Linked DNA regions of Homo sapiens: region 1 is linked to region 2. A link is an interaction called in ENCODE POLR2A ChIA-PET data of the cell type or tissue named here. Cell type or tissue: Caco-2. All regions are shown on one strand. Each heading gives the region's core, and the rest is flanking DNA. Links, peaks and the distances in the headings are about the cores only. Region 1 holds the start of KIF1A (kinesin family member 1A). Region 2 holds the start of MAB21L4 (mab-21 like 4).

What was found. Peaks named below come from ENCODE experiments on the same cell type or tissue, not always from the same donor. Only the 100,000 strongest peaks of a DNase experiment are listed, where the experiment ranks them.
Region 1: POLR2A ChIA-PET joins it to region 2 with 8 read pairs; 2 of 35 experiments call an interaction of 5 or more read pairs at or near these places.

What each region holds. Positions count from the first base shown.
Region 1 is chr2:240,817,309-240,822,669 of GRCh38, reverse strand. KIF1A (kinesin family member 1A) reads left to right here and starts at 2,451. Exons shown (of 49, transcript NM_001244008.2): 1 at 2,451-2,548. RefSeq lists an enhancer at 1,465-2,039. In Caco-2, for the core only: no CTCF peak of the experiment used is centred there; a DNase peak (open chromatin) is centred at 2,314; H3K4me3 peaks cover 1,870 bases.
Region 2 is chr2:240,894,403-240,899,763 of GRCh38, reverse strand. It overlaps MAB21L4 (mab-21 like 4), which reads left to right and starts at 3,608. Exons shown (of 5, transcript NM_001085437.3): 1 at 3,608-4,280. The coding sequence starts at 3,767. RefSeq lists enhancers at 2,437-3,072, 4,345-4,980. In Caco-2, for the core only: no CTCF peak of the experiment used is centred there; DNase peaks (open chromatin) are centred at 2,783 and 3,623; H3K4me3 peaks cover 2,497 bases.

The sequences.
Region 1 (5,361 bases), core at 142-5,141, 77 kb after region 2:
CTAGGAAACTCTGGCTGGCTGCACCCCTCCACCTGAGCCTCTGCTTCTGCCCGCCCCGCTCCCTGCAGGCAGTAAGGCTGCAGTGCCACCAAGCCCCTGGGGCTCTCCGACCTCCTGCCCACACCTTTATCAATAGTCTCTTTATCAAACCCTTCTCAAATTACCCAATTTGAGTGTGCCATCTGCTTCCTGCCAGGATCTTGACTGAATACAGACTTGTTCTCTGACAACAATGCAATTAAATTAGAACCTGGTAACAAAAGGTTATAATTAAAGAAACACTATTGAAAAGTAAATAACATTATTAAATAACCCTGGGTTTAAAAGGAGATCATCAGGAACAGTAGAAAATATTAGATATGAATGATAATGAAAACATTTTATGTCCAAATTTGTGAGACTCAGCCAAGACAGTTCTGTAGAAGGAATTTTGTAGCTTTTAATACAGTAGATCTATTGGAAAATCAGAAGGCTTAAAAAGGAGCTAAGCATTTGGTTCAAGACAGAGGAACAGATCAAATCCAAAGAACCACAAAGGAAGGAAATAATACAGAAAGACAGAAGCAAATGAAATAACGGGAAAGACGTTTAACAGAACTAAAAGTTGGAGCTCTGAAAATATTTAAAAATATTAAAAGAGAAAAATGCAAAAAACAAAATACAGGCCAAATGCATGCCAGTAATCCCAGCACTTTGGGATGCCGAGGTGGGTGGATGGCTTGACCTCAGGAGTTTGAGACCAGCCTGTGCAACAGGGCAAAATCCTGTCTCTACAAAAAATGCTAAAATTAGCTGGGCGTGGTGGCACACACTTGTAGTTCCAGCTACTAGGGAGGCTGAGGTGGGAGGATTGCTTGAGCTGGGGAGGCTGAGGCTGCAGTGAGCCAAGATGGCACCACTGTACTCCAACCTGGGAGACAGAGCAAGACCCTGTCAAAACAAACAAACAAAACCATAAAAAGCCAGAATATAAAGAAAAAAAGATATGCTAGTCATTTAAATATTAACGTGAAATAGATTAATTCCTAGAAAAATGTCTATTGCCTCGAGAAATAGAGAACTTGCCAGATTAAAAAGCATGAGGAAAACGGAGGTGATAAAGACCCCAGCCCCAGAAGCCCAGATGGTTTTATTGTTTCTGCCAGGGTTAGGAAGAACAATTGATTTCTCTTTCATGCCGGCGGTTCCAGGAAATAGTGAAGGAGGAGGAGCTGTCTAGCTGGTTTCGGCGGGGCTGGGGCTGGGAGTGGGGGGCCCGTGTCTTGCAGAAGTGGATGTGAATCTCCCCCAGCCACCTGCAAGGCGCTCGCACGCAGCTGTCGGGACTGAGGTGAAGCCGGCTCTCCCAGGAGTGTGGATGAAATGGTTAACGGCGAGGCCGCTAGGGCAGCGCAGGCCCCTGCTGGGCGCCAGGGAGGCTTAGCCAGGCGACGCCAGGATGCCCATGGCAGGGGCTCGATGGCAGGGGCTGGGCTGGAGGGGACCCAGCCCCGGGGTTCAGGGTGGCCCGAAATCCGTGCACCCCCGCACCGCAGTGCGGGGAGGTTCCCATGGGCGAGCTGCCCAGAGGCTTTGTCGAAGTTGCCCAGCCCTGGGACGGTGGAGGGAGGACGGTGGCGCGCACAGAGATACCAGTCAGCCCCTGGAACTAGGAAGGCGGCTGGGGGCGGGTGACGCAGGCTGGGGTTTGCCGGGGTGGCCCCCGAGCGGCGTGTGACTTGGGGGTCCAAGGAAGTTAAACTGGACAGGCTGGGGTGAGGACAATGGGGGCCTGGAGAGGTGGGGCGAGAGGAGGGCGGGGGGTCCCCACGAGCCGCGGTAGAGGCGAGGCGGCGGGTCCGCGGGCGGGTTGCATCATCCGGCGGGGAGGGCCTGGGTCACTGCTGCTCTTCCCCCGGCGCCCCGGCCCCGACACAAGATGCGATTTCACCGCGCACCTGTTACACCCGGAGCCAGCATCCCTGGCGCAAGGAGCCCTCCCTCCCCAGCCCCGCCCGCCCCCCACGATGCGTCTGTCGCTGGCTCAGAGCGGGGGCAGGTGGACGTTTTACGATTTCACTCGAAAGGGGCCAGGGTGGGGGACGGCCCGGCGAGGGGTCCGCGGGCAAGTTCAGGTGCACGCGGGGCTTCGGGACGGGGCGCCGCCGGGTCCCTCCCCCGCGAGGTCTCAGGGGCACGCCGGGGGAGGGGACGCTGCGTCCGAGCCGGGTGTCGGTCCCCCACCCTCCGCGGGGCCCGCCGCGGTGTCAGCGGTGACGTCACAGCCCGGCCCCGGCCCCCTCCGTCCCCAGCCCCATCCCCGCGGCGGCCGCGTCGCCCGTCCCTCTCCCCGCGCGACAAACCAGCTGGCGACTGGAGCTCGGACGCCGCGCGCAGCCAACCAGCGCCTCGGGAGGGGCGCGGGGCGGTCCGGGCCGGGGGCGCGCAGCCCGTCACGCGGCGGCGCCGTCACAGCGCAGAGCAGCCGGCGAGCGGCAGCAGCTCCGGGCTCGAGAGCCCGCGCCCATGCCAGTGCCCATGCGGGGCCGCCGCCAGTGACGCCGGAGAGGTAAGGCCGCCGCCCGCCCGGCCTCCCGCGCCCGCGCCCCTCGCCCCGCACCTGCGCCCGGCAGCCCGCGCCCGCAGCCCGCACCTGCACCCACTGCGCCCAGGGCGGGGAGCTCCGGCCCGGCGCCCTTGTTGCCGCCCAAAGCGCAGGCACTGCGAGGCCCCTTCACTTCCAGACCTTCCTCCATCTCCGCAGAGAACAATGGGGGAAATTCAGGGGTGTCCGCCCTTCAGGTGCCGCTGGAAAAGGTCCCTTTGCCGCGATCTCGGCTGCAGCGGGACCCTCGGCTTAGGCGGGCGGGGGTCGCCCTCGGGAGGGCTCGCCCGGCCGGCGGGATCGGGATACCCCCGCCCTTCCCCGGCTATTCCGCTTCCCTGGAGAGGAGCCACCGGCGGGGCTGCGGGAGGGGCTGCGCCCAGACGGCGGGGGAGGGGAGGGATGGTGAGCGGGGCTGAGGACGCTGACGCCGCACCTGGGAGGGTGCGCGGCTGCAGCGCCTCGGCCCGAGGGGAGAGCGCGCAGGGCGGCCGGGCGCGGGCAGCTGCTCCGGTTCCCGGGGTGGGGGAGGGCGGATGCTGGAGCCGGGAGCAAAACAGGCGGGCGGGGCGGGGGCTGCGGCGTTGGGGCCTGGCCACCCGCTTCGTTGCACGGCCGGCCTGCCCATCACCCCCTCCCACGCCAGAGACCCCAGCTCCCTTCCAGAAAGACCCAGCACCTGGGAGGGGCCGCCGGCGAGCACTGCCTGCGTCTCAGCAGCCAGCGCCCCTGTAACAGGTGTGGCCCGGCGGCGAGGGAGGGGCTGCGGGGCCGCAGGGTCTAGGCTGGCGGCGCGCCCCCGGCGCCCGGGCTCGGATGACACGAAGGAACAGTGGCCGCGAAGACCTTCGCACTCCCGCTTTAAGCCGCTCCTCACGCTGACTTCCCCCAAACCAGCCGCGCTGCCCTCTCGCTGGGAAGGGCCGGGGCAGCATCCCCGCCGGGAGGGAGGGTCCGCAGGAGCGGGGCGCTGGGCGCCGGTAGGTGGGGTTGGGGGGGCCCTGCCGGCCGCAGGGGCGGGAGGGGGAGGGGAAGGAGGGAATGCCAAGTCATGGGGCCTGCTGGGCGCGAGCGCGACGTCGCCCGGCGCGGACCCGATGCGCGCCCACGTCCCCGGGAATAGGGACTTTCCCCCAGAGACTGGAGGACCCCTTCCCCAAGCGTCAGCCCTTTCCAAGGGGTGCCTGCATTGCTGGAATTAAAGGCCTGCCAGGGCAAGCGGATTGGATCTTGCGGCTGCGGAGAGGAGGCGGTGCGGAGAGGCCCCTGCCTCGCAGGGCTGGCACTGGCCTCACCCTGGGGACGCACAGCGCGACACCGTGCTCGGCTCTGCGGGACACCAGGTCGCACTCAGGCTGGCGGGGCCTTTGCCAGGGAAGCCATGCCAGCACCCTCGTGGTGTGAGAAGGCAGCAGAGGGTTTGAAGGGAAGCTCTGGGGTCCACGTGGGGGTTGGGGCTGCACCTGCGGCGGCCATTTTGCAGGTGTGGTTGGCCACCAGCCTTAGCCAGGCTGTGGAGTGGGGCAGTCAGGAGTGGGGCAGTCAGGAGTGGAGCAGATGTGGAGCTTGCGGTGCAGGGTGTGGGATGGGCCAGGGCCAGGGCTCAGGTCTGCCCTTGCACTGAACACACACCGTCTATTTAGAGGGGTTCCTTGTTTGGTTGATGGGGTGGTTGGAGTCAAGACCCAGGAACCCTCTGGACCGGAGGGATGAGGAGGGATGCGGTAAGGCCGCTGGCTGAGGGGCCCAGCGTGGGATCGGAGGAGGGCAGCCTTTACCCGGGGTGAAGTCTCGGGAGGGTGCTGGGTCCAAGGCAGGGCCCGGATGAACAGCTTCACTCCGGCTGCAGATGGATCTGAGGCCCTGCAGGTGTCCTCCCCGGGCAGGTCCGCAGGGTGGACAGAGGCTGGAATCAGTTGTCAAGGCAGGGGTCCCGGGCCGGGCCCAGGGAGGTCCCTGTGGTGAGGGCCTGCAAGATGTCTGCTGTGTGCCAGCCCTGCTCCCAGCCGGGTGCTGCCCCCCTGGGTGCCTCCTTTCCCCCTTCCCCACTGGAATGTCCCACAGACTGCCCCATCTGGGGCTCCAGCCGGCCAGCCACAAACAGGTGGAGCCTGGAGTTCTGCCCAAAGCCCAGGGATGATGCTTGGCTGGATCAGGATTAAAACTGGGGTCACTGCCCGGCCGCCCAGCCTGTGCCCCGCAGTCCTCACTGATGTCATGACTGCTGACCTTGGGCCCACCATGCCCTTTGGGAGTAGGGTAGGGCAGTCCTCCTGTGGGATTTGTGAAGGGTGGAGGGGGAGATGTGAGCTGGAGGAGGAGGCCCTGGAGGAGACTGAGGGCATCTCTTCAGGCCACTCAGCCGGGCCGGCCAAAGCAGGTGAACTGGGTGTGGTGGGGACGGGAAGGGAGACGTTCCCACAGAGCCCTGGTCCTACCAGATTGGGGTCTATGGAGGGGCTACCAGCATTAGGTCATTGGGATTTACTGAGCCCTGCACATGCCTAGCTGGCCAATCCCGTCAGGCCTGAGACCATCCGTGCACATCTATCAGTGAGCTGGGAGGGGCCTGAGCCGCTACCACGGGTGGAGAGTGGTGGGCCTGGGTCTCTGGGTGGCTGTGATTGGTAGGATGAGCACGTGGTTGTCTGCCTGCAGAGTCTGGGGACCTCTCTAGGTCATTGCCACATTCAGTGTTCTTAGGCCCAAAGGATGTGGCTCACCACCCACAATATGGGTGGCCAAAGGGACTCAAGGTGTCACCTCCCACTGCCCAT
Region 2 (5,361 bases), core at 100-5,099:
GGACGCGGGTTTGTCCCTCGTGGTGAGCATTGCAGCTTTATCCTGAAGTCCAGACTGCTCATGTCAGCACGGAAGCTGCTTCCCCGCAGAGGCATCTGCGTAAAGGGCGTCTGGGCGCTGGGCGGCTGGATTCTGTCTGAGAGTCTGTCTCCTGTGGACTCCTCACTGTCCGTTGAGGACCTGGAGCCCAGGCGGGGCAGCGACTTGCTCAGGCCACACCATGGTGCCAAGCTCGTCTGCTCAAGTCTGACTTTTCTGCATCCGCACCTAAGCCTGAGCAGGCCTGGCAGGTACTCTGGGCACCTTGGCTGAATCGGACCACAGTGTCCTGGAGAGAAGGGCCCGATGCAGAAGAAGGGTCTCCTTCCCGGAGTACTGCAGGCATTGGTGGCTGGTGTAGACCTCGGCTGGAGACTCCTGTCTTGGTTGCTTTTGCATGCCTGAGGCTGCACAGAGCTGTGCCCACTGTTCCCAAACAGGTGGCTGGGCTAGGGGAGGGGCAGCAAGCACAGGGTCCCTGCAGGCAGCGCCCTGGCAGGGCTCCTGGCACGCGGTGGTATGGGGGCTGCTGACCGTAGCTGGCTGAGGAACAGCCACCTCCTAGTCCCCAGAACCTGTGAACAGGACCTTATAAAGCACAGGAGAGAGTGTGGCCTTACACGGTAACAGACTGAACCGTGGGTGAATTGAGATCTTACGTGGTAACAGACTGAACTGTGGGAGGCCTATGGGATGAGATCATCTGGGACGGCCTGGTGGCCCTAAATGGTCTCCCCAGTGTCCTTGTAAGAGAAGCAGAAAGAGATAGCACAGCTGCCCACAGGAGAGGGCCACGTGAGGACGGAGATGGAGAGACGTGGCCAAGGAACGCGGCTGCACTGGAGCTGGGAGAGGTGGGAGCTGCGCTTCCCTGGAGCCTCCGGAGGGAGCCCAGCCACACAACACCATGCTCTTGGACGTCTGCCTCCAGAGCTGTGAGAATTCACTTCTGTCATTTTACCTCCGCCGTGGTCTGTCGCACCCCTGGAAACATGCCCCTGCTGTGGGCTGCAGCTGCGTGGAGCCCCCACGGCTCAGGGTGTGCCCCTGTTGCTTCCCTAGGTTCAGCCCTGGGACTCTGTTCAGGCCGGAATGTCTGCTTCCCACCCCGCCTTTCCCAGCACATCCGGGACTTCCTGAAATACAGGATCCGTGCTCTGGCCCTGAGCTCTACTGAGAGACTGAATCAACACCCATCTGAGCATTTGCGGTTGCCACAGGTGCCAAGGAACCCCTTCTTGAGTTGCCAAGGCCCCAGGACACGTCTGGTTTCTCTGACCCTCCCCACCCTCACCACGCTACCCTCCTGGGGTCAGAGTTGGAGTCCTGGGTGCACTGTGGCTAGTGGCTGCCTGAAGGCCTCTGGAGCACTTGGCCCCTTTGTGGTCAAAGCTGCCCAGCCGTCCAGGGCGGGTGCCCGCATCCCCTCCGTCAGCAGCGGCTCTCCTCTCTCTCCCACAGGTCCAGCTTCCCGGGGACCTTTGCTTGTCCACAGTTCCCTGGTGTACTCCACATGCTCCTGTGTGCCTGGCATCGTGCCTGGCTCTAGGGTACACTGAGGAGTGTGACACCGTTCCAGCCATAGGGAGCTCACCATGTCATTCACCACCTGCCAGAAGGGCCAAGGGGCAAGGATGGGGCCTGGCCCATCAGAGGCTCTGACCTCAGCTGGGGCACAGGTGGAGAGAGTGGGGTCCCTTGGGGCAACCAGCTGGATTCAGCTCAGGAACTGGTGGGAGCCAGGAGGCCAGAGCCAGCGAAGGACAGGACAGGGTGTCAGCCAGGTGGAATCCCCTGCTGAAGAGAGGAAAGGGGGGACATGGTCTTGTGCTCTTGGTGTTGACAGCAGTGGAGAGGGGGCTTTAGGGGCAAAGGAGGATGCAAAGCCTGGGGGCCGCTCCCGAGGGAGAAGGGCCCTGCTCTGTGGCCACTGGAGGGAGCAGCTTGGGGGCTGAGAAGCCGAGCCCCTCCCATGGCTCAGAGCCCCTGGGCACTTTGGGTAGATTGGGGTGTGGTTGGGGGTCTCCTGGGCGAATTCAGAACACCGGGAGGTTCCTGGGAAGGAGGAGCTGGGACACTGAAGGTGTCATCAAATCACAGATGTTGAAGCCAAGGCCCAGAACAGGCAGATGAGCTCCCTGGGCCACTGCGGCCGAGGGTGAGGGGTAGGACCCCAGCTGCCCTGCAGCAGCGTCCACCTCCCCCAGGCCAGAGTCCTGTGGAGATGGAGGAGTGTGGCACACGGCTGTGTGTGGGGACCTAGGCAGGCCGTGGGTGAGGGCCCAGGACAAATGGGGCCTTGAACCTGAATGGCTGCCCTCGGGGAGGGGGACACGTGCTCTAAGCAACTCCAGGGAACAGGAGTGGGCCAGCTTGGAGGAGGGATATCTGTCTCTCGCTTGACCGTGGGCTACCCTGTGAGGTGGTGAGCTCCCTGTCCTGGGAGGCATGGAAGCAGAGACCCGCTCACTGGGCTGCAGCCCCTCATAGGGGCTTCCAAGCACCAGGAAGTGAGTGGCTGTTGCCCCCTGCCCCACCCCTCCTGGGATCCTGGTTCTGCCCACAGCTCTGACTCAGATGCAGCTCCCCGGGGGGTGAGAGGCCCACGTGCGGTGGCTACAGGGGCAGCATCTCCACGACGCCCCTGTGGGGCCATCTCCATGTTCACTGTTTGCAGACACCCCTGTGGCTGAGCACCCGATGCACTCGGCCAGCTGGCAGGGCCAAGGGTCGATGGGGCGGCTCCCTGCTGGTTGGGACTTGCACGGCCCTGAGCAGGGGAGGGGGGCGGGGCTGGCAGGGTACCTGGTGCAGGTGCTGGAGGGGGATGGTGGGGCGAGTTTCTCCACCTGGGTGAGGTGGAGCCACGGAGACTGCTTTTCTCCAGAACCAGACGAGCTCCAGCTCCCAGGCTAGGTGGGTGCCAGCTCCTCTCAGGTTGGAGGCTGGGCAGGGTGGGGTGGGGTGGGGTGGGGACTGGTAGCCCAGGGGTCCAGGGCCCAGATGGCTGGATGCACAGCTGGGGCAGAGGCAGGAGCCATGCCAGGACTGCAGCCTGTAAGCCGGGCACAGGTGTCTGAGGGGAACATTGCAGAGACGCAGCCTCCAGGTTCCCAGCCTTCCAGGCAGCCTTAGAGAGTCGGGGGCTCCCCCACAGCGGGGTCTGGGCAGCCACCGCCCTGCCTCCCCTTCCTCACTGAGCCACGGGGTGCCTTGTGTTCCCTCCAACCTGGCAGGGAGGCTGGGGCAGGGGGGCCTGATCCAGATACCCGGCCCCTGGGCTGTGGGGAGGAGGGTGGAAGGAGGCCCATCAGCAACACACAGAGGCTCCCATCCCAGGGACGGCACAGTCCAGCGGCAATATTTCTCCAGGGACCCCAAGCCTGGCTGGGACAGGGGCCGTGCCTTGGGCCTAAGATGAGAGAGCTCTTCTGAAGGGAGGGAGGAGGGTGGTAACCAAACCCAGCCCCCGCCTGCCCTGCATGGCCCCTGTGACATTCCCAATTGCTGGGGACTGACTCACCCCCACTTCAAAGGCCTTAAATAGTTCAGCTATTTCACCTGCCACACTGTGCTGTCACTCTGGAATTCTGCTGTGTGGGAGCTGAGGCCCCACCTGCAGACCTGCTGCTCACCTGGGCAGGTGCCTCCTCACAGCCCATCTGCACAGCTGGCCTGCGGAGTCCTCCTCAGGGGCCACTGGCCCTCACCTGCCACTGTTGAAGGGATGCCTGCCCCTGCTCTCCCCACCTCAGCCATGGCCGTGCAGGTGCCCCTGTGGCACCACTACCTGCAGGCCATCCGGTCCCGGGAGGCGCCGCGTGCCCAGGACTTCCAGCGCGCAGAGAACGTGCTGCTCACGGTGCTGGAGCGCGTGCATGCCCTGGACCCCCGCTTCATCGTGGACTACTCCCGTGGCCTGGAGGCCTTCCAGTTCGCCCTGCGCTCCTCTGAGGACCCAATGGACATGGAGGTGCCCCTGTGGGTGGATGCCGAGGCTCTACTGATTGAGGAACCAGAGGCCACCCAGCCGGAGGATGGCCTTGAATTATGCCACCTGGGTGTGCCCAGGGAAGGGGCTGGCCTGGAGCGGTGGACCACCGAGGATACCTTCACTGCCTCCTCGGAGGGTGACGCCAAGTGCCGTGGACACATTGTGCCCAGCAAGGTCCTGTGTGTCCTCAAGGACCTGCTGGTAGCAGCCATCGTACACTGCAAGCACCACAGTCTCATCGCACCAGGTACAGGCACAGCCCACTCTGCACGCGTATCTGCGTGTACCGAGGGGCTGCTGTGTGGGTGTCTGTGTGCAAGTGTGTGAGTGCACATGTGTGTGATTGCCATGTACGTGCACACAGGGTGGCGACTGTCTTCTGTGTGTGACTGCACGCACAGGCATGTGTGCACGTGTGTGACACTGTGCAAGTGTGAACAGTGTGTTGGGGCACAGAAGTCGGGAGACCTCACTTAGGTCTTCCAGCTCCAAATGCCTGTAACAAGACAGATGACGTGTTCCGTGTCGTGTGTGTTTGCACGGGGGTTCCACGGCTGCCAGTCGTCCAGTGGCTGGAGTCTGGGGCAGCTGCTTCACTGGTGGCCTTGCAGGAGGGTCCCTCACACGGCTCTGGGCAGGCGGCTCTCTTGCCAGTCACAGCCTGTGACCTCGAGGCTCCCCGAGGCCATCCCGTGCCCACTTCCAGTGTCTGATGATGTTGCACCAGGTGGGAGGGGTGTGTGTGTGCCTGCCTGCGTGCGCGTGAGTGCAGGGGTGTGAATGCGTGTGCAGGTGTGTGCCCGTGTCTTATCAGCTTATGGCTGAGTTGTCTATTGGTGTCTTGAGCCCCAAGTGGGCTCTGAGGCTGGGCTTCTGCGTGGACCAGGGGCTGGCCTCAGTCTCTCCTCTGGGGCCTTTTGTTTGTTTGTTTGTGAGACTGAGTCTCACTCTGTCACCCAGGCTGGAGTGCAATGGCACGATCTTGGCTCACTCCGCCTCCTGGGTTCAAGCGATTCTCCTGCCTCAGAATCCTGAGTAGCTGGGATTACAGGCATGGGCTACCACGCCTAGCTAATTTTTGTATTTTTAGTAGAGACAGGGTTTCACCATGTTGGCCAGGCTGGTCTCGAACTTCTGACTTCAGATGATCCGCCCACCTGGGCCTCTCAAAGTGCTGGGATTACAGGTGTGAGCCACAGCACCAGGCCCACCTTTGGGGCCTTGTTGATATGGTCCAGGGTGAGTCTGAGCCCAGGGCTCCTTCAGCAGGGGCTGCCTGGACGGCGACGGTCGCTGGGAGGACAGGGCTCAGCCTGTGCAGGGGCCAG